Linked DNA regions of Homo sapiens: region 1 is linked to region 2. Evidence: chromatin loops called from intact Hi-C (ENCODE). Cell type or tissue: gastrocnemius medialis. All regions are shown on one strand. Links, peaks and the distances in the headings refer to the core of each region. The heading gives the core; the rest is flanking DNA. Region 1 has its middle 83 kb from the start of LINC02871. Region 2 has its middle 48 kb from the start of LINC02871.

Region 1 (11,975 bases), core at 1,638-9,637, 130 kb after region 2:
GGCTATTGTAAATGGATTGCATTCTTGATTTGGCTCTCAGCTTGAACTTTATTGGTGTATAGAAGTGCTACTGATTTTTGAATATTGACTTTGTAGGATGAAACTTTGAATCCTGGAAGAAAACTTAGGAAACACAATATTGGACATCTGCCTTGAGAAATAATTTATGACTAAGCTTTCAAAAGCAATTGCAACAAAAACAAATGTTGACAAGTGGGACCTAATTTAACTAAAGAGCTTCTGGACAGCAAAAGAAAAGATCAACAGAATAAACAGACAACATATAGAATGGGAGAAAGTATTCACAAACTACACATTCAACAAAGGTCTAATATCCAGAATCTATAAGGAAATTAAAGAATTGAACAAGCAAGGCTGGGCATCCTGACTCACGCCTGTAATCCCAGCACTTTGGGAGGCCAAGGTGGGTGGATCACCTGAGGTCAGGAGTTTGAGACCAGCTTGGCCAACATGGCAAAACCCTGTCCCTACTAAAAAAATACAAAAATTAGCCAGCCATGGTGGCACATATCTGCAGTCCCAGCTACTCGGGAGGCTGAGGCAGGAGAATCGCTTGAACCCAGGAGGCAGAGGTTGCAGTGAGATGAGATCGTGCCACTGCAATCCAGCCTGGGTGACAGAGTGAGACTCCATCCACAAAAAAGAATTGGCTAAACAAAAAACAAATAACGCCATTAAAAAATGGGCAAAACATGAACAGACACATCTCAGAAAAAGACATAGAGGCAGCCAACAAACATATGAAAAAATGTTCCACATCACTAATTATCAGAGAAATGTAGATGAAAACCACAATGATATACTATCTCACATGAGTCAGAATGGTTACTACTAAAAAGTCAAAAAATAACAGATGCTGGTGAGGCTGAGGAGAAAAATGAACACTTACATGCTGTTGGTGGGAATGTAAATTAGTTCAGCCATTGTGGAAAGAAGTTTGAAAATGTTTCAAAAAACTTAAGACAGAACTACCATTTGACTCAGCAATTTCATTACTGGGTATATTTCCAAAAGATAATAAGTTGTACTACAAAAAAGACACATGCACTCACAGGTTCATTGTATCACTACTCACAAAAACAAAGACATGGAATCAACCTAGGCGCCCATCAAAGGTGGATTGGATAAATAAAATATGGTATATATATATACACCATGAAATACTATGCAGCCATTAAAAAAGAAGGAAATTGGCCCGGTGTGGTGCAGTGGCTCACTCCTGTAATCCCGGCAATTTGGGAGGCAGAGGCAGGCATATCACTTGATGTCAGGAGTTCAAGACCAGCCTGGCCAACATGGCAAAACCCCATCTCTACTAAAAATACAAAAAATTAGCCGGCTTTGGTGGCATGCGTCTGTAGTCCTGGCTACTCAGGAGACTGAGGCAGGAGAACTGCTTGAACCCGGAAGGCAGGGGTTGCAGTGAGCCAAGATTGCACCACTGCACTCCAGCCTGGATGACAGAGTGCGACGCCATCTTAAAAATAAATAAAAATTTTAAAAGTAAAAAAAAAAAAAATTGCATGTTCTCACATATAAGTGGGAGCTAAACGTGGGTTACTTATGGATATAAAGATGGCAGCAATAGAAACTAGGGAATATTAAAAGAGAGAAAGGGTTGAAAAACTAACTAATGAATACTATGCTCAGTACCTGGTTGATGGGATCAATTGTAACCCAAACCGCAGCATCACGCAGTATACCCAGGTAACAAACCTGCACATGCAGCCCTGTGAATCTAAAACTAAAGTTAAAATTATGATAAAAAAGAAAATAATCTAGTGCTGCTGACTGAATTAGACAAAAATTAACTATTTTGTTTATCAAAGTTGAGGTCACTAATAACCTTCACTTTTAGTAGGGTAGTAGGAACAAAAACCTGAATGGAGTGGGTTAAGGATAGAAATTTAAAAATGGACGGTAGGTATATAGATACTTATTTCTAGAAGGTTTTCTGTGAGAAGGAAGGAAAAAATAGGGTCTTTTCTGGGAGGTGAAAGTAGTATTAATAGACAACTTTGTTTTATAATGATGAAAGGTATTAAGAGTCTGAATATACCATGATAGAAATAGATCAAAAAGAACAAAGGAACCACTGATGATACAGAAGAAAGGGATGAATTGCTGGAGCAATATCCTCTAGTAAATGAGAATGGAAGAGTTCGCCCTAGATAGATACCTGGCAGCTCGTAGCACCAGGAGAGAAGATAGATTGATTATATGGGCTCATGGGCAGATAGGACAGTATATAATGTGATGACAACTTGTGAGGTCTGATCTGATTGCTTCTGTCATCTCCATGAAGCAGGAGCAAGGTTATCAGCTAACCGGGAAGATGGTAGGAAGTGCCAGATGTTTGCGGAGAATGGAGAAGGGATCACACAGTCCTCCTAAGAGTGAGAGATTCAATGAACCAAGAAAATGCAATGTGGTTTTGGGCAGCGCTGGGACACCCCATAAGGTTATTCATCATTGAAGTAAGAACAGTCAGCATAGGCTTGTATTTTTCTCCAGCCACATCCAGTTGTGTAGGTGCAGGCGTGGGAGTAGACTGATAATTGGATTTAATGAAGATTGCAGTTTAGCCAGCAAGTTGGAGAACTTTAGAGATCAAATGTCACCTTGTGGTTATACTTGAGTGACAAGAAACAAATTTGTTGAGTTTCTAATACTATTCCCAAAGGTAATTATTAAACCATAAACTTCAATATGAAATACATCCTTTAAGATTAATTTTAACATATCGGACATTTAAGCCATATAATTAAATTTAATTAACATTTTATATGCTAATACAATTAAGAAACCAAAAGACTATATAGTAAGGCACATTTTATTATATAATGATAAAAAAGGAAAATTTATTACTTTCATTTTTACTTTGATTCTATATTAGTTATACTGGAATCTTTAGTTGTATTCCTAAATTAGAGAAAGATTATACTTAGGAAATGGCTATCTCTTCTGGTTTTAGACCATTAGGTTTGTATGTTAGTTTCTATTTTTAAAATGAGAAGTCAGTTCAACTTTATACAAGTAGAAATGATGGGTGGATGTCTGTCCTCCAGGGGGGTTTCAGGGGCATGCAATTCTTCCCTTACTCTAAGCAATCATCCAGGTGCTTAAATTTCCTACCATCATTTTGTTTTTAGAATTGAAACATAGCCTCATGGAAGACATTTAAGATGACACCTAGAAGGACCCATTGGTCCCAGTCATCATTCTTGTTTGGTTTGTTTTATTAGATTAATACGAAAGAAAGTGGAGCCCTGAGTGTATGGCACACATGTCCGGTGAGTATTGATCAAAGGTAGGAAGTCAAGAATGAGCTTGCCTCTGCAGTAGGCCATGTCTAGGTCCATTCCCATAACCCTGAGGGCATGGTTACCTGGGTTGCAGCTCTCAAACAAGGAAAGGGTTATGTTTAAAGGACACTTGAAGATAAACTGAAGATACTCCCCATGTGCTTTATAATATTTCTAAAACCTGGCTCTGAGCTCCAGCATCTTATCTAAAATTGTTAGTTTTTTGAAAGATAAGTTTATCTTTTCTATCAGAATAGCTAATAATCATATAATACTTATTTTTGGCTTACTGTGTTTTGAGCAGTGTGTTAAGGCTAATGCCTATGTTTTGGTTTCTTCAAGCCTAAGAAAAAACATTGAGGTTATCGCTTTATACGTGAGGAAACTGAAGCTTAGAGTATTATTTATTTATTTTATTATTTATTTATTTATAGAGACAGGGTCTTGCTCTGTCATCCAGGCTGGAGAGCAGAAGCATGATCACAGCTCACTGTAGCCTCAAACTCCTGAGTTGAAGGGATCCTCCTGCCTCAGCCTCCTGAGTAACTAGGACTACAGGTGCGACACCACACCTGGCTAATTTTGTTTTTTGTAGAGAAGGGGTCTCACTATATTGCTGACATTGGTCTTGAACTCCTGGCCTCAAGTGATCCTTCTGGCTAGAACATTTAAATAATTTATTCAAAGCCCTAAAGCTAGTGGAGAGTCTAGATGGAAATTTGCAAAAGATCTACCTGCCTGCTTATAATAAAAAATCCATGAGAGCAGGCATCGTCCTTGTATCTCTGTATCCTTTAAAGTGCCTGTGCCTTCGGTGCAGATTGCCACTGATAACTGTTTATTCAATTGAGTGAACAGGACTTTCCTACATTGGACTGTGAGTTATCCCACAAATGGAAAGTAAATTAAACATCAAGGTGCTTTGTACAGATAATGAACACTAGCATTAACTAACACAAAACCAAAACCCCATTAAGTTTTCTTTAAATTAGTCTGATAGTTGAGGCCAAAATGCATTCTGACATGAAATAGCACGGATTGCTTTTAGATCTCTCATAATGCACACCTTTTAGTTGTATGGTTCCTAGTAAACATGCAGGTGTATTTTTGTTGTTGAGATCATTTAAGTTTTGCCTGGTAAATGTCCTAATCTTTGTATTCTCCAAGGCATCCGTGTGAAACCCAGGGCCATCCTAAGCAATATGAGATATCTGGCTACATTCTGATAGCTTTATTTTCCACCGTAACTAATTCCAATTTACTTGCCAACAACTTCAGACATCAGCTGGAGGGGAAAAGAGGATTTAGGGGTGGAGATGTATTTTAAATAATATTTAATAAGATTTGTTTTTGTAATTGGAAAATAAAGAGCATTTCTCTGGGGATATGCCTATGTTGCAGAAGAACTGGCTCAGGACACGTTTTGTAAATGGCTCTCCTTTCTGTGGCCATTCAATTCAAAGGTTTTGGGGTAAAATCTATGGAAGGAAATTCACGCAGGAAAGAGGGTGGAGATGGAAAAAAAAAGTTCATGCTTAAGTCACAGTCTATGGATAAGAAAGAATTTGAATATTAATGCATAACCTTGAGAATTAAATGCTCTGTCCAGCAACCTTACAAGCTGACAGCTGGCTGGGGGCTGATAAGGAACACTGGGTGGGGGGTAGGTTCTGGGAGGGACTAGTTCCCAGAGCAGGCTCTCATCCCTGGCTGGCATTAGAAAGAATTACAAAGCATGATTCAGAATCTAATTTTGTCAGCTGGTGATTGGCTCCCACGAGGCTCTGGCCTCACAATGCGTTGTATTAAGTAATGGGAATTGGGCTGTGCTCTTGTTCTCTGCTTCATGCCTGCCACCCTACTCTCCTTCACAGTGCTTCCCATGTCTCCTGCGTATACTTAGGTGTGCTTGCTTGCATCCGCATTCCAAAAGGCATTTCTAAATACCTTCACAATACACAGATGCTAACCACACAGAAGGATGCCAACACCACATTGTTTCTTTGTATTTAAATTTATTTTAGTCTTGGGCTGCATTGAACAAATCAACAACACCTTGTTAGGATAGGCAAAACCCAGATAAGAAAATACACAGTTTAAATTAAACCTCTCCATTTGCCAACCCCTATTTAGTGGCTCAGTGCAAGAGAAGCTTGTAGCATGGGTAAAAGAGTCAGCCTCCATGCAAAAATATCAAATAAACACATGGTGTGGTGTGAGACATCATTGGGTTTCTGTCTGCTTCAAAGAAACAGCATTGAATGAAAATGGACTCTACAACTTGTTTTTCTTTTGTAGCCAAATGTCTGATACCTGTCAAAACGTCTGTTTATCCTTTATGATATGACTTATATCACCAGTGATGAAACTCATTTTAAAGGTAGTAATTTGCACAATTACAAAAGGTGGCGTTATGTGTTCAGAGGACATATAATACGGGTTTTGTTATTCTCTTATGTAACTGGACAGGAGTTAGTTTATCAAAGAGTTATGTAACAGGATCATTTTCCATTCATTTTAAGACTTCAAGAACTTCGTTACTCTCTCTGGGTTCCAGAACATACAAAAATTATAATTAATGGGCAAAGGTAATATGTTCAGTGGACAGAATATTTTCAGTTTATGAAACATTTCTAAGAATGTTTTTTTCCTCAAAATTAAATCACAGGATTCTTTCCCTCATTCTGAAACAATTTTCCTAAAATAAATTTGAGACCCCCCCAATAAAAAATTGAACGATTTTAGTTTCATGCTGTCCTTTTCTTATCTTCAGGCTATGCTTGTTTCAGATAGAACAGCCAGCCCCTTGTTGAAGAAAAAGGGCCTTTACAGGATATCAGAAGACCTTAATTCTATTTTTGCTCTGGCATGAACTAGCCATGGCCATGTAAGTCACTTTCTGGACCAATTTCCTCGTTTGTAAGGTTGAGGGAATTGACTAGGTCAGAAGACAAACACTCTTGGCTGGCAAGCAACTTCCAGATGTGTTTCCTATGGCAAGTTGAGTTTCTTTAAAATCTATATTTAAGGCTGGGCGCGATGGCTCACGCCTGGAATCCCAAAGCTTTGGGAAGCCGAGGCGGGTGGATCACTGAGGTCAGGAGTTTGAGACCAACCTGACCAATACGGTGAAACCCCATCCCTACGAAAAATACAAAAATTAGCCAGGCATGGTGGTGTATGCCTGTAGTCACAGTTACTTCGGGGGCTGAGGCAGGAAAATCACTTGAACCCAGGAGGTGGAGGTTGCAGCGTGCTGAGATCATGCCACTGCACCCCAGCCTGGGCAACAAGCAAGACTCCGTCTCGAAACAAACAAACAAACAAACAAAAACTATATTTAAATTATTTTAAATAGGCATGCCTTTCTCAGTTTGCCACAGCCCTCACCACTCCTTATTACCTTGTTTTTATGAATGTATGCATGCATTTGTGTATCAGTTGGCTTTTTCCATGTAACAAATAACTGCAAAACATAATGTCTTACATTTATACGGATTAAACTAGGCTTAATGGCTAAAGCACAGCTATTTACTTAGCTCAACATTCTAGGGTCAGTAATTTGATGGTTTTAGTTAGGCAATTCTGTTGGTCTTGCCTGGTCTCATTTACTCATCTTGGATCAACTGCCATTTAGTAAGGTGTCTCTGCTTGTGGGTATTGATTGCCTGTCACCTGGGGTAATAGATATTTCTGAGCCAAATCATTCAGCAAGCTAACTTGAACTTCATATGGCAGCTTCTGTGTTGCAAGGGTGCAGGAACACAAGTTGAAAGGCCCGTTGGGTCCTAGGCTTGGCACTGATTCATTGTCATTTCTGTTGTATTCTATTATTCAAAGCAAGTGACAGGGATAACTCAGATTCAAGCAGTGGAGGAAAATACTCCATCTCTTGAAGAGAAAAGCTGCAAAATGTTTTGGCTATTTTTACAATTGCTACAACCTGTTTGCAAGCATTTCATCTTGCAAACTGTGGATTACATGGCCTTCAATTTATTCCCAGTCTAAAAACAAGGAAAATCACAAGCAAAACAAACAAAGTGGATACTCTTTTCTATACCAGAAGCATATTCATAGTGCTCAGCAAGTTGCTTTAAAATAGAATCATTTTAGAACAGTACTGACAAGTACATATCCCGTTAAACCACAAGTCCCCAGATGTTTGGGGATTTCTGCCCTTAGTGACCAAACATTTGTGCCACAAACTATTGGCAGTTTCTGAACCTGGGTTATGCCCTTGTCATAATATGGAGCCGCTGCTTAGTGATGGCCAACACTGGAGATGGGAATTCTCACTGAGCCAATGTAAGCCTTCAAGTCTGTCCCTGTATGTCCCTGAAGACGAACGTAATCTGAATCCCTTTTGAGGTTTAGAGTTGTTTCCAGACTCCCTGCATTGACTTTTTCCCAGAATACCCTTAGTTTGAAATGATCATTTGGGGGAAATTTCTTTTAGACTGGAGAGCTGACTAACCATCTTTCATGCACAGTGTGGTATGAAGGAAAGGCTGTCAAATTATAAAATACAAATATAATAAACCCCATTTTTTAAAACATAGACTTGGCATATTATAGGTTCAGTTGAAACCTCTATGTTACAGACCTCTAACTTCTATTACCTCTATAACCCCTAAAGCTATAGACATAGATTTATAATGCTGAATATATCCATTAGCTGAGCATGCACTAAGTCCAGAATTCTGCTCTAGGTGCTTTAATGACTGGAAATACACATGAGAAAATGTTCCTCCTTTCAAAGTGCTTTCAGGCTACCATAATCAAAGTAGTCAATCTTGAAGTTGTGAGTCCCAGTGAAAGAATTTTTCCCGGAATGACTTGAGAACCAATAATAGGTGTTTTCCTGTCTTAAACATTACAACTGTATGTAATAAGTAGGAAAATGACTCACTGCATCACTTTATTTTACATCTGAGATGGAAGATCTGCATATAGATCTTGAAATACTGTTTTTGTTTCTTTATTTCTTTCTTTCTTTGTTTATTTAGTGAAACAGTACGACAAGACACATGGGGAAAGATACCTCAGCTACAGTGTTTAATTAAGAATGCCAAATTTCCAGTTTGAAGTGAAGCATGTTCATTACGCTTGTGGAAAGGAGCTTTGCATCTACATTTTCATCATCACTTGCATTAGCAGGAAGAAGGAGAGACAATTAAACCCCTTCAAATGTTTGAGCACATGAAGAGACCAGGGAAATTGCTGATGCTCTGCAAAAGATAATTTCAGGAAAAAGAAATTTAACAGAAAACAAATAGACAAAGGATATGAGAAACAATATACAGAAAAGTGAATCCAAATGACCAACAAATGCTTGAAATTTTTTCACACTTTGTAGCAGTCAATGCAAGCACAATAAGATATTACTTTATATCCTGTACACTGTCAACAATTAAGTAACATTATCACTGAAGATAGGTATTCACACAAGTAATCTCCAGAGGTGAGATTCAGGAAACTGTGTTTTAACAAACTTTCCAGATGATTCCAATACACACGAAACTTTGAGAACCACTGCTGTCATATAGGTCTATACATTGCTTCAGGCCTTTTGGAAAGCAAAATGACAAAACCTAATGCATTTTTAAATGTTATAAAAGGCCGGGCGCAGTGGCTCATGCCTGTAATCTCAGCACTTTGGGAGGCCAAGGCGGGCGGATCACAAGGTCAGAAGTTCGAGAGCAGCCTGGCTAACATGGTGAAACCCTGTCCTTACCAAAATACAAAAATTAGCTGGGCATGATGACGGGTGCTGGTAATCTCAGCTACTCGGGAGGCTGAGGCAGGAGAATCACTTGAACCCGGGAGGCGGAGGTTTCAGTGAGCCAAGATCGCACCACTGCACTCCAGTCTGGGCGACAGAGCGAGACTCTGTTAAAAAAAAAAAAAGTTATAAAAATAAGAATTAGTATATCCAGGATTTCTTATTCTGAAGATTTCTTTCACAGAAAGAACGAGGAAATAAATAAATATGGACAAAAGTGTTTATTCTAGCTTTGTTACAAAGGCGAAAACAGATGAAGGCAAAACAGAATTGTTGAATGTATCTATTCAATATCAGTAGCAAACACTATGAATTAGTTGTACACTATGAATTAGTTGTACACTAGGAAAGTTTTCAACAATTATTTTCCCATGGATAATAGCAAGATATACAGAAATCTGTCAGTATGATCTAATTTTGGTAAAACAATAATAAAAACTTTAACTTCATGATATGTAAGCAGGAGAGAGAGAAAAGACAAAGAAAACAGAAAACAGTTAAGAAGACTGCCTAACATAAAAACAAACAAATAAATAAAAGAACAGGAAAAACACTGAGCACAAATGAGTGACTTGTCCACACCATGCAGTTGTTCAGTAATAAAGCTGGAATGCGATGACAAATTCTCTTATTCCAAACTCATCTCTATTACTGTGACTCCACATTATGTCTTGTCCAAATGCTGAAAGAGGTGTTCAGTTCTTATCCAATTTCATACTCATTTATAGCACCTGGCTCTTAGTAGCTACTAAGTAAACATTTGTTTAATGTTTAAAGAATGGAGAGAGGAATAAGCAATTCGAGTATATTTCAGAAGAGCAGGTCCTCCATACTGTGTTCATTTTATTCACTGGTTAGGATATTTACCAAAGGTTCCTTTCTGTTGCCTCAGTCCAGTTCAAACAACTGTGCTTGACATTAAAAAATGCTCAAAAAGGCCAGGCTTAGTGGCTCACACCTATAAACCCAGCACTTTGTGAGGCCAAGGCAGGAGGATGACTTGAACCCAGGACCTTGAGACCAGCCTAGGCAACATAGTGAGATTCCATCTCCCTAAAAAAAAAAAAAAAAAAAAAAAAAAATTGGCTGGGCATGGTGATGCACCCCTGTGATGCCAGCTACTTGGAAGGCTGAGGCGCAAGGACTGCTTGAGCTTTAGCGTTTGAGTCTGTAGTGAGTTATAAACATGCCACTGTGCTCCAGCCTGGGAAACAGAGAGAAACCTGTCTCTAAAATACAACAAACGTAAAAATAAAAATGCTCAAAAGCTGAGGTTGATCAATGGGTACGTATATACGGTTAGATAAAAGAAATAAGACCTACTATTTGATAGATCATTATGGTGACTACAGTTAAGAATAATCTATTGTACATGTCAAAACAGCTAGAAGAAAATATTTTGAATGCTTCTAGTGTAACGAAAAAATATTTAAGGTGAGTATATCCCGATTATCCTGATTTGATATTTGTGTATTAAATGAATGCATCAACATATTACCTGTACCCCCAAATATGTATATTTGTTGCATATTAACTTAAGAAGGCTCAAAAGTTAACATCAGTTTTTCGGCCCATGTTTATTTTCTCTCCTTTTTTCACAAGTTAACTCCAGTCCAGCTATTTCTGGTCTCACCGAAGCACATTTCTTAACAACCCCTCCAAGCCTTTCACTGAGAACTTCTTTCCCTTCCCTTCTTTGCTCCACCCCATCTGTCTTTCAAGGCCTAGGTTCTTTCCCATCTCTCCCACAACATTTTCTCTGAACCATTCTTAGTCACATTTTTATATGTTCATGTTGTACTCATTCCTACATTATTAAGCCCCTATGGTCAGGAACTATACCCTAAGGTGCTTTGCCCACCCCGTAGGATCTTTTCCAATCCTTTGCACATACTGGGAGTTTAATAAATGTCTATGATTCAAGTTTTTGTTGTATGTCATCAAGGATATTTGCCACTTGTCAATGGCAGCCTTCACACTGCTTGTTTTGGTAGTATTTGAAGCCCAGATGTCCAGAATGGAATTAATTACAGTTTCTCCATGATCCTGTTTCTCTTTCTGTATTTTCTGTCCCAGTTACTGACACTACTATTAATTCAACTGTCCAAACTGAAAACCTCCCATATTTGATCTCTGGTTATTTTTGCCTCCTACATTTAATTGGCTGCTCAGTTTAATTGATTTTTCCACTGCCACACACTGCCAATTAATGTACTACTTTTCTTCTCTTCCCACTGCCAATGTCCTGGTTCATGTCCTCATGCTCCCTGTTGCTAGTGAAGTAGATTTCTAACTGATACCTCTCTGTTCTTACTCTCTAATCCTTCCTTCAAAGGGTTACTGGAGTTAAAACCTTGCCAAGTCTCATTTTTCTTTCCCCAAGCCAATAAGAATTAAAAAATAAGTGTCATTGTGTGGCATTGTAAACCCTCTCCCATTGGCTCCCCTTCTAACATTTCTGCCTTATCTTTTCCAAACCCTCCAGACACACAGTGTTAGGAGCTTGGATATATCCTTGACTTTTCTCATGCTATTCTCCCAATTTGAAGTGCTTCCCCTTCCTCTCCTCTAAACTCTCTAGTTCCTGTCACATAGGAAACATGACGATGTATTAGATATCACTGCTATAATTACTAAAGGCTGAATTCAAATGCTTATTTTCTCTGTGAAGTTTGTCTCAATTTTTCCTGTGAATATCAATAGGTCATTTCTCTATTCTCTGTACTTATTAGTAATTTTTCATTATAAAACTTTAATTTTTATATTGTAGTTTGCTGTTTAGCTCTCTTCGTCTTCCTACTCAATTATGAGCTCTTTGAGAAGAGAAACCGTGGCAAACTCATCTGCATATTCTCACAGCATCTAGC
Region 2 (11,975 bases), core at 2,748-10,747:
TTAGAAGCTAAATACCCTTTCTGTTTCCTACCAGCAGAGGGGAGAATATTGATCTTACTCACTGTGTCCTATTCCTCATCTCATAGAATAATTTATGAAATCATTATCTGCTCATCAACTCCTCTCTTTTCACGGGTGAGGCCAAACTCATAGTATCCTCCCCACTCACCCACCATGTATTCCAATACCTGTAGAACTAACCAACCTGTGTTCTCTCCTGATTTAAAGAATGCTCCAGCACTTATTACAGGTCAGTGCCTCTCAGTGCTGAGTGCACATTAGCGTCACCCAGGGAGCTTTAAAAAATTCCTATGCCTGAGATGGATCCAAGAACAATCTCTGGGAATCAATTCCAGACATTGACATTTTAAAAACTTCCCCAAACAGTTCTGATGCACAACTGAGATTGAGAACTCCTATGATACACAGACATGTAGACCAGGGTGTCTTAAATAACAATTGCCCTTAGGATTTTGGAACTTGAAGCAGGTAGAAAAATTCATTTATATTTGACCATGGTAAAAGCATTGTCCTCTTCAAGGAATTTTTCAGTGAGAAGCCTTTAGATACAGATGAGGCACATTTGCTTTGAGATATCTTCTTATCCAACACCCTGGCACCACAGAGAGCGAACTCAAATCCCATAGGGACTTATTCACTTGTCCAGGGTCATACAACTAATAAGGCACAACTAGGACTGGGTTCCAAATCTGTCATCTTTTTCCATCTTCAACATCAATCTATTTTCAAAGCATGGATTCAAAATAAAAATTTTGGTCGTAAACAGTTAAGTTCTATAATTTTCCCAATATACATGAAACAACAGTTTTTGTTGTTGACCAAGCTTAGAAGCAGGTCCTTCAGAAATTAATGGAAAATTCCAGAAAAAAAAATGGAATGAAGTTTTCTGAGGTAAAACTTCAAAAAGGTTATCTAGTGCCCTTGGCTCCAAAGCTTTCTGATCATTCTGACGATTAAGCATTAAGTTTTTTTTTTAAATTTTTTTAAATAGAATTTTAAAACAAGTTTTAGAATTACAGGAAAATTTAAAATATAGTACAAAGAGTTCCCATATACCTCTTCACCCAGTTTCCTCCTCTATTGCGATCTTACATTAGTATGGTATATTTGTTACAATGAGTGAACCAATACTGATACATTCTCATTAATTAAAATGCATAGCTTCTTCATACTGCCTTAGGTTTTACCTAATATTAATTTTCTCTTTTTGAAAAAAATAATTTCAACTCTTATTTTAGACTCAGGGGTACACGTTCAGGTTTGTTACCTGGATATATTGTGTGATGCTGAGGTTTGGGATATGATTGATCCTGTTACCCAGGTACTCAGCATGATACCCAAGAGTCAGTTTTTCAACCCTTTCTTCCTTCCTGCCTCCCTTCTTTAGTAGTCCCCAGTGTCTACTGCTGCCATCTTTATGTCCACGAGTACCCTCTATTTAGCTCCCCTTTATAAGTGGGAATATGTGGTATCTAATTTTCTGTTTTTGTGTTTATTTGCTTAGGATAATAGCCTCCAGCTGCGTACATGTTGCTGCAAAGGACATGATTTTGTTGGTTTTTTTATGGCTGTGTAGTATTCCATGGTGTACATGTACCACATTTTCTTTAAGCAGTACGCTCTTGATGGGTGCCTGGATTGATTCCATGTCTTTGCTATTGTGAATAGTGCTAAGCCTCAAGTCTTGAAGGGTATACTGGAATGCCTCTGTGTACTATTTATTATTGAAAACGTTGGCTGTTTTAATTCTAATTTAGATACGCAGCTGTTTGGGGGACATAAAGAAATACATAGTATTATTTGAAGTCTTCATGTGTATTTAATGTCTTTAAAGAAAGCTTCTTTAAAGTTGTTAATTCTTGAGGAAAGGAAAAATTCAGGTATGTACAACATACATATAGCTCCTTGTGCTATGTAAAATGTGGGAAAGTAAATTCTAAAACTGTGGATCACAAGCTGTAATTAGCAATCTAGAGTGATGTACTAGCTACGTCTTTTATTTTTGGGGTGCTGATGCTTTGACATTTGGGGCATTGCTGATCCTGGGGTCACTACCCTTCCAAGGGTTTGTCGATTCCAAGAGGCAGTGAACAACTCACCTGTTACACACCTTTCAAATGCAAACCAACCAATTCAGAGCCCCCATCCGACCTGCCTCCTTTGTCTGGCTCTCAGACTCCAGGCCGCTATCCACCTAATCTCCCCAGGGCCAGGGACCAAACAAGTAGGGATAACCCCCTTACCCCAAATCCTGGGGGAATTATTCAATCCTAAGCCTGCTTACCCTTCCTGGCAGTTCCTGCCCATGGGAACCACAGTCAAGGCTCTCGTCCACATTTCTCCCATCTCCCTCTGCCTCCTGAGCCACCCAGATCTTTCCCATGTGGCCCTGTCCATGGTGTGGGGTGGCCCCTTCTCTTGGAAACTGTGCAGAATACACTGTCTTTTCAGTGCCAGTGGTCTCCTGATCTGTTGGCCCTGCCTTACCAAAACAACAATAAAACCTGTATTAAAACAAGTGAGATATAAGAGCTTGCATTCCTAACATGTTCCTAGGTGACGGTGATGCTGCTCATCTTGGGGACACACTTTGAGTACAACTTTCCTAAAACACTTGAAGGCAGCCATGTTCTTGTCTGTTAGTGGGAGAAGGAGGGTGAGGGACAAAATCTGATGGAGGTGTCCTCTGGGAACCTACAGAAAATAGATATTTTTGTCAAAGCTGTTTCATCCACTTAATCATTATACTGTTGTGCTTATTAAATCATTTTACCACCTATTTGAGTCCTCCTCTGAAAGCCTTGTTATTCTTCCATCCTAATACTAGGGTCTTTGTTGAATTACTTGTGAGAGAATTCAACAATACAAAAAGGTGGTTAAGAATATTGGTTTTAAGTTTGGCTGTGGTTCTGTCAATGAGTTGTATGACCTTGGGAAATTGTCAATGAGTTGCATGACCTTGGGAAATTCATCTCATATATCTAGGCCTCAGTCTCCTCTTCTGTAACTTGGCAATAACAGCAATACCTATCTTAATCTATTTATGCTGCTCCAACAAAAATACCTTAAATGGGATGCTTTATAAACACAAATTTATTTCTCACAGTTTTGGAGGCTGGGAAGTCCAAGATCAAGTTGCCAGCAGATTCTGTGTGTGGCAAGGGCCCGCTTTCTCATAGCCAGCACCTGCTTGCTGTGTCTTCACATGGTGGAAGGGGTGAGTTAGCTCTCTGGGGTTTCTTTTGTAAGGCCACTGATCTCATTCATGAGGACTTGGCCCTCAAGACCTCATCACCTCCCAAAGGTTCTACCTTGGGAGCTAGAATTTCAGCATATGAATTTTGAGGAGGATGCAAAACATTCAGTCTGTTACACTACCTCATAGGGTTAATGTTAGGATTAATTGAGCTAAGTGCCAAGAAAATACTTAGGAAGGTCCATGGCACATAATTCGATTTTGAAATGTTAGCTATTGTTATTGAAGTTATTTTGGGTATAAAATGCAGGATTACCATCAATTTCATTGTCTTGCCATTTATATGATATAATTTTATGCCTGGAGTTTTGAATTGAGAACAATGGCATACAATTAAAAGAATCTAAAAATAAGATCCGACTACATTTGTTATTCTACAAAGCAGAAAACCAAAATCCACAGATGAAAGTTTCTGACATTGTTCTCTAAGTGATGAAACTACAAGATCCTGGGATATGATCTTATTCCAGGATTTTATGTCAGAAGAAAGTTGTTTTTTTCCAGGATATGCCTCATTTTCAGTCCTGCTGTTGGCAAGCCCAATGATGCAATGATGCACGGTGTAATTTCTCCCAGGGTGGCACATGATCAGAGTAGTGGCTGCACAAAAACGGCTCATCCAGTCCAACGTGTCTTTTATGTGCCTCACTTTTGAGGCATACCGATTCCCATGGCAGACAAGTTTTACTTGTAAGCACGTGGAGGTAGTCTATCAGGAGGAAGGAAAATCACTATTTCTTCTTTTATGCCCATCACCGACATCAGTGACAGATATGCTTAATTATAGTATCCTATTTATTTGTGAGGACCAAAGCAGTAGGAAAAAAGTATTTAAATTTCCAGATACCCAGCTGTGTCAAGATTAAATTTAGTCAGTTTTGCATTTATGTAGCATTTTCAACAATAAAATATAAGGGACATCTGATTTTCTCATAAGCTAAAAGAATTGCCACAATTTAGCTCAGGGGAGAAAGATAATACATTTCAGTGGTAAAGACAGGAAGCTGAAGAGTATTTGAATAACGGGGATTGCGTGTGCTGAACAAGTCACGATAGGATAACTGAGAATGGTGTGGAGGGGATTTTTACACTGAATGGGGGTTAGGGATGTGGGTATAACCAATGTCTCCCAAGGTTGAAGGCAGTGTTTTAAAAACTGTGGCTGATAACACACATATGGGTCACAACTAGTGTTTTTTAGAAAAACAAATAGGAAAGAACAAGAAACATCAGAGTGCATTACAATTTGTAAAGGTAAGTGTGTGTGTGTATGTGTGTGTGTGTGTAATCTGCAAAATACAACCTGTTTTTTTCAGTGTGTCATGGCTAAAAAAGAGTTTGAAAAATATAGCCTTAGTTATTTCTTGAAATGATTTATTTGGGATGCTGACCCAGACCAGAGCTAAATAACATTGAATCCCAATTGTGAGATGCCTTTTTGATCCCTTTTCCATCTCTTTCCTTTCTTCTGATTAGATAGACAATCTCCATTTCCTGCTAATGCATCTCCATCGCCTCTCTAACTCTTGTGAGTCTCCCTTTTAAAGGGAGAGAAGCAGGCCTCAGCCTTGGAGTCTAGGGCAGGAAGAGTTTCTGCTTATTTTCTGTTATGTTCTATTGGAGCTTCTCATATACTTCAGTTTCCAAATTTCTATTTCCACTTTGTCCCACGAAGATTTATTGTTTTCTTTTTCAATGACTTGATTTAAGCAAGAAGAAATTGATGGGAAGGAATATTAAAGAGTACAGCTATGGCAAACAATCCTGGCGGTGGTCTGGTACTGGCAGGGGAGGGGAGGCTGTTGGGGCAGGAGTGGGCTCAAGTGTCTTTGGTTGCATCACCTTCCCACAATTCTGGGCAGTCTGATGGCCTTGCCCTTGACAAGCACAACTGGAGGCCTCTTCTTTGAGTAGATCAGACTGATTGCCAAGGGCATTTTCAGACTTCCCAGGTGTCGCAGGTGACAACTGCATTTTCTCTACAAAAATTAAGAAGACACAGGTGAATATATCCCAGGAAGTCCCCAGTGCTGGCCTCTCAATGTGGATATCCAGCTAATGCACTGATATTTTTTACCAGAGACAATGATTGGGTCTTGGAACTATTCATTTTTTCTTAGATTGACCACACCATGCTGATTATATATATATATTATACATATATTATATATAATATATATATAATTTATAGATATAATATATAATATCTATAAATTATATATAATATATAATATCTATAAATTATATATATAATATATATTTTCTTATGGTTAAGTATTGCTTCAGCAGGAATAGACCACCAATTGGATGGGAAAATCAAATGGGGTGATAATGCAGATCCTGCTAGGGACAGATAACTGAGCTCACATGCCCAGGTTCAGCGGCCACCCTGAGATCTGGCTACCTGGCCTTGCCAGGTCTCTATGGAAAATTATTTAGGGCCTTTGTGTGCAGGGGAACCTGAGAAAACTGAGTGCAGTCTGAAGCCTGAAGTGTAACAGGCCCTGCTCTCCTTTGTGTGATGGAAGAGCCTAAAAATAATACAGAGGTAACAGGTGTTAACTCAGGCATTAGTTGTCTTTCCTGGAACAGATAACACCCCTTTTAACACCAAGAGTAAGTAGCTCAGAAGGGTAAATTGAGCGTTGCCTTTCTCCTGTCTGAGACTTTTCTGTGTCAACCCAGGGCTAATTTTCTCTTTCCTCCAATTGGCTTGGCCCAGTCATTGCTGTGATTTCCTCCCCTGACCTCCAGAGTGAGACCAGGAGAGGTGCCAACATGCCCATCTGTGTGCTTAACGAACTTGCTACTTCATCACTAGAGCCAAAGTGACCACTCGGTCCCTTCCCCTGTGGTCATGGGTAGAGTAGGAGCCATGTTGGTCTCTTGTGTTTCAAGACTTAGCTTCCACCCCAAGCTGTGGTGTTGTCTTTTCCCAAAATCCCTCCTTGAGCAACATAATTTGGGAGGCAATGCTTTGATCCTGATGGAAGACAACTTTGTGAAAGCAGGTTGCAGATTTTGAGGGAAAGGCTCAAATTGCCCTGGGCATGGCTTTGCATGCACTTGCTTGCCAATTTGAGTAGGGAGGAAGTGCAGCCAGAATGAATTGCCCGGGCGATTTATGCCTTTGGCAAGTTGTTCAAGGGCTTGAGAGAAAGAGGAGAGGGGACCAAAGGCTCCCATTACAACTTAAAAATAGCCAGCCTTGGGCTCCTCCTCTTCCTGCTCCAGGCTCCTCTGATCACAGGGAGAGCTTTGAAAGGGATTCCCCTCCCCCTGCCCCGTCTCCCTCTCCCCTCCCTCCCTTCTTCTACTCCATCCATGACGCCAGTTCATTTGAATGGCAAGATTTTTCTGAGCTGGGATAAGCGAGATACAGGAAATCACTATTGAAAGACTTCTTTATTCTTGGTGTCATCATCACCTTAGTATGAGGGACAACCAGAGGGCCCAGTGACGAAAGAGGAGGCCTGGACCAGCCAGGATGTCCAAGGACCCAGAGGTAATAGAAATGAAACTGATTATCCACAGAGGTCAGCGGCCACAGCCGAGGTGGTGAACCTCACTTTCCAGGGTCACGTCAATGGGACTTTACATCAACCCTGAAACTTCAGAGAGTTTTAGATACTTTGTCATATTGCTAATGACAGTCATGATGGGTGGAGGTGGAGGGTGAAAACTACAGCACTCTTCCCCACTCTCCCCATAAATTCTTGATGCTTTGTTCACCTATGTAAACCAGAATTATGTGGTGACCCAATAAGATTTTTTAGACTGAATATTAAGCAAGATCTCCCCTAATTTTGAGTTGATTGCACTCTGCGATCACTGAGCTCAAACCTGAAGTGATTCTGTTTATACCAAGGCTTGTTCAAGATTTGGTTTCCAAAATGGGTAGGGGAGGCTCCTTTCTTACCTACTGGGCCACTCAAAATGTTTAGATTGCTGAGAATGGAGTAATTGTCCTTTTCTGTTACTGAAACATCTATGCCACATATATTTAGATGAGTGGTTCTTAAGGTGTGATATCCAAATCAGCAACATCAGTATCAGCATTCACCTGGAAACTTATTTGAAGTATAATTTCTAAGGTTCCAACCCACAACTTTCATTTATTCATTTATTTTTTGAGATGGAGTCACTCTGTCACCCAGGCTGGAGTGCAGTGGATCTATCTCAGCTTACTGCAACCTCCACCTCCTGGGTTCAAGTGATTCTCATGCCTCAGCCTCCCGAATAGCTGGGATTACAGAAGTGCGCCACCACACGTGGCTAATTTTTGTATTTTTAGTAGAGATGGGGTTTCACCGTGTTGGCCAGTCTGGTCTCGAATTCCTGATCTCAGGTGATTCGCCCACCTTAGCCTCCCAAAGCGCTAGGATTACAGGTGTGAGCCACCACACCTGGCTCAACCCACAACTTTTGAATCAGAAACTCTGGAGGTGGGCACCAGGAATCTGTATTTTTATTCTTTAACTTTTTATGGAATCTGTATTTTAACAAATCCTCCAGGTGATTCTGATGCAGGCTCAAGATTGAGAACTTCTGATTTAGATAACTCAGAAAACAGACTGTGTTTCCTTATTGTAGACTTCATGGTAAAACTATAGAGACTCAATAGATGACTTCTATCAGGCGGCCGAAATACTTATTTTGGAGCTTGAAACTTTTATGAAATGTCGCCAATACAGAAATGACATGGACTTGAATACAATTATGACCAACCACATGGAATCATGCTCATTGTCACAGGATTACTTTAGAATGAATGCATGTGTGTATGTTGCATCTTACTCCCTTCAGTAACATTCATTTACAAATTGGAGAAACATTTCTGACTAGAGAAAAGAACTGGTCTCAGGAGATTAGAAAGTAGCAATTTAGAATTTAGAAAAATTTCTTAAGAACCTTCTAAGAAGAAAAGTGATCATTTTCTGGGACCAGAAAATGGGACCAGAAAACAGGATAATTTTCTGAGACCAGAAAACACTTGCTGTAAGTCCCATTATAGATGGCATCATTTTGTGTTTTTATGTTCTGCAATAAATGACAGCTAAGCTACTAGAATACACTGGGATGAGAAAAATTCTCTCTCTGCTTTGCAAGGTTTCTCATAACCTTAAAATAACATGCATTTTTCCCCCTTGCTCAGGCACCATTCCCCAGTGTTGCATGGCTGCTCTTAGAAGGAAATAGGTTGGATCTGAATGAAAAAAGAAGGGCCAGATTCTAAGTGAAGAGGTAAATTTAAGAGACATGTACTTTTGGAAACATGAGATCTAGGGCACCTATGAGTTTTTGAAATAAATCTTTTGGTAACATAATCAATGTTTTGTGTGTTTTCTTAAAAAATTTGCATAATGGACTCTCCCCATAGGACAGTCCCAGTGTCTCCGAACAGTGATTGTAATCCTGCATGCTTGGTCATGTGTGGCTTATTAACCTCAAATTTCAAACCCAGAGCCAGAAGTGGCAGACTGTGGAAGGCACCACGTGGCCAAAAGCAAGACCCCAGAATAAAATGGGCCGTAGCTTTGTACACCAAATGCTGCTCCCACATAGGGCATCTTTGTGAAAGCAGTCATTATTTGCAGAGCCAACACCTGCTAACCTTTTCAGAGACTAATAGAAAATGGTTTGGGTGGTCTTGTAGATCTCATTCTTCTCTCCTAACTCTCCTATCTCAAACAGTTTAATTTCACTAGAAGTACATGTTTTCATGTGGTTTTCAATCACTGTGAAGGAAATAAAAGTTATTTTTGAACTTTTTTGAAGCATAAATCAGGGCCATTTATATCCATTATTCTCAGTGTTAGAAACACACAAAATATTTTAGTTGGCAATATGTCTTTTTTTCTTAATAGAATTATGCTGAGGCTAGGACCTCTTTTGAAACCTGTTTATTTTCTATATTATTTCTTTTGCCAGTCAGACTTTCTTAAGAGCAAAGGTTGTTACACTTGGGTTTTCTGTGTTGAGAATTCAATAGGGCTGAATAAATTTGCGGTCTCCTGATTTGCCAGTTCATATCTAGAACTTGACCTTTTTTTTAATATCCCATGTTACTGAAGCAGATTTACTAATATAATCTGGAATTTTTACTTTCAGGCCTGAAAGAAACCTTAGCTCTAACATTGTAGAACCTTGTGATTTTACAGATGTGGAAACTGAAGTATAAACATGTTCACTGAAAGTCAGACAGGGACTCATGGGAAAAAATACAGAAGCAGACATGGGACCCCAAATCTCTATCTTGTTCTATTCCCATTATGGCCAATGCTACAAACAGTATTTGACAATCTAGTAGCAAATAAAGTAATGTGCCATTTCCACTTTCTGGTTCATTTATTGAAGTTTTTCTGCCTACTCCTATCAATGCATAAATCATGGAAGGGAGTCCTTAAGACTCCAAAACCCAAGAACACAAGTTTATCATTTTTTGAATTTGTGGATTATTTATTTGACAGTGGCTGGCCTTGAGAAAAATCCTTAGCTGAAAAAGCATTTTTACATTCCTGAGAAAATAACTTTTCCTTTGGTCTAGCATTATTTATCTTTCCTTTTTTATAATAAATTTTATTATGTTTATTTTGAAACGTACTTTTACAAGGAGAGAGAATATTCTTTTAAACCCTCACAATCCACTTCGGATTCAACAATTACTGAGGGCTTGCAACACTTGTTTAATCTATTCCTTTTCCTCTCTGTTTTTTTCTGAATTATTTAAAAGCAAATTCCAAGTGTCATTTTATTTCACCCCTACATTCCACATTACACATCTCTAAAGAGTTATGGATATTTTGCTGCATAAACCTAATGCTATTATCACACCTAAAAATTATAATTACAAGGTCATCCAACATCCACTCAGTCTTACGACGTCCCCTCATTGCTTCAACAAACATTTTTAGAGTTGCCTTTTCTCCATTGTTAATATGCATGGCTATAGGTTCAGGGTTGTGTCAAACATTGCAAACTTAAAAAGGAAAGAAAGAAAGAAGATGAAGAAGTACACTTATTTAGCGAGGAGGGTTTTCCCAAATTCTCACAGCTCTAATCTGGATACCATTCAGTGTGACAGGCTTCTCACTGGGTTCCCACAGCTGGTTAGTGTTTTGAATTCCAGCCCCATGAACTCATCTCAGGCTACATGGGCTAATGCTCAGCGGCCAACCTAGAGCTCATATCTCTGATGACAGAGGACTGGAGCCAGCACGGGCACTGTCTGCCTCTTTCTAAATGCACTGTCATCTGTGTTATTCTTCCATCTTTGCTAAGAGTGAGTGACTCTAATGCCTCTTGGATGCATTTAAGCCATTACGGAAGCAAAATTAACGCCATTCAAGCATATTTTGTTGAAAGACCAATAAAATAACCTGCCGCATTGTGGCTGAGCCCCAGAATCCTCAGTCACACCTCTTCAAATTCACATTTCTGTCTCAAAGTTGAGCTTTAAGAAACACATATGAAGATAAAAGGGAGATAGAAAGTATAAATACATGTTCCATAATTAGATATGTAGTTAGTATAGGCTCTGAATTTTGATTATGACTTGCCTATCTAGCTCTTAACAGACACAGTTTCTTAGAGCAAAGGCAATCTTGTGCTTGGGATAAAGGAAACATTTGTTCTATAAGCTCCTCTATTGGAAAACATTATAGGCCCTTTGTTAGATGCCTAAGGGATAGTATTTTAGGGGCCCCACTTGACCTTGCCAAACATTTACTAGGCTAGACAGCACTTATTGAAAGATGCCTGAAATTTGAATTTAAAAAATTCCTAATGTAAATATTTTCTCTTCTCTGCATTTGCATTTATTTATAACAATGTGAGTGAGAATAGGTTCTGAGAAGGGGTGGGAGAAGAAAGTATCTATGCTGAACATTTTTTTTTTCTTTGAGACAGGGTCTTAATCTGGTTGTCCAGGCTGGAGTGTAGTGGTGCAATCTTGCCTCGCTGCAGCCTCAACCTCCCAGTCGCAGGTGGTCCTACCACCTCAGCCTCCCGAGTAGCGGGGATTACAGGCATGTGCCACAATGCCCAGCTATTTTTTTGTATTTTTAGTAGAGATGGGGTTTTCTATGTTGCCCAGGCTGGTCTTGAACTCCTGGACTCAAGCAATCCACCCGCCTTGGCCTCCCAGAGTGCTGGGATTACAGGCGTGAGCCACCACGTCTGGCCTACGCTGAACGTTTTGGACATGGGAAGTGCATATATTGGAAGAGTAGGTATAAAACACTTGGTGCCTATACTAATAGAGCTTTACATTCTTTCTGGGGAGTATGGGCCCTAAATGTACAAACAAACTCATGAGAAATATGATCGCTCATCTTGGAAAGCTGCTGCAAGAATAATCCTAGACAGTATCTATTGGCAGATACTTAAAGGGTGTCTGTGGTGGAAGCTACTTTACAAATGGTTTGACATTTGAACAAAAAAAACTGAATGAGTTAAAGAGCAAAGCATGAGCAGGTTGCAGGAAAAGTCCTCAAGGAGGGCACAAACTGGGCCTAGCAGAGGTAGGTGAAGGTGACATTTGTGACTGGAGCTTGTATGTCGCAGTCAGGTCATGAGGGCCTTGTAGCTCGTAGCAGAGAGCTTGATCTCAGGCCTGGATGGCATGTATACAGCAGGTATATGAACATCTCAACATGGTTGGAATTCTCAGACTTTAGTGGGTACCAGAATCACTTGG

The links. Peaks named below come from ENCODE experiments on the same cell type or tissue, not always from the same donor. Only the 100,000 strongest peaks of a DNase experiment are listed, where the experiment ranks them.
Region 1: a loop joins it to region 2, with 3 times the contacts of the local background. A loop is called at or near these places in 3 of 110 quality-filtered maps.

What each region holds. Positions count from the first base shown.
Region 1 is chr20:11,103,214-11,115,188 of GRCh38, forward strand. No RefSeq gene overlaps it. Among named protein-coding and RNA genes, the nearest start is that of LINC02871, 83 kb to the left of the region's middle. In gastrocnemius medialis, for the core only: no CTCF peak of the experiment used is centred there; a DNase peak (open chromatin) is centred at 5,068; H3K27ac peaks cover 811 bases.
Region 2 is chr20:10,972,411-10,984,385 of GRCh38, forward strand. No RefSeq gene overlaps it. Among named protein-coding and RNA genes, the nearest start is that of LINC02871, 48 kb to the right of the region's middle. In gastrocnemius medialis, for the core only: no CTCF peak of the experiment used is centred there; DNase peaks (open chromatin) are centred at 6,090, 6,471 and 10,451; H3K4me3 peaks cover 1,232 bases; H3K27ac peaks cover 4,199 bases.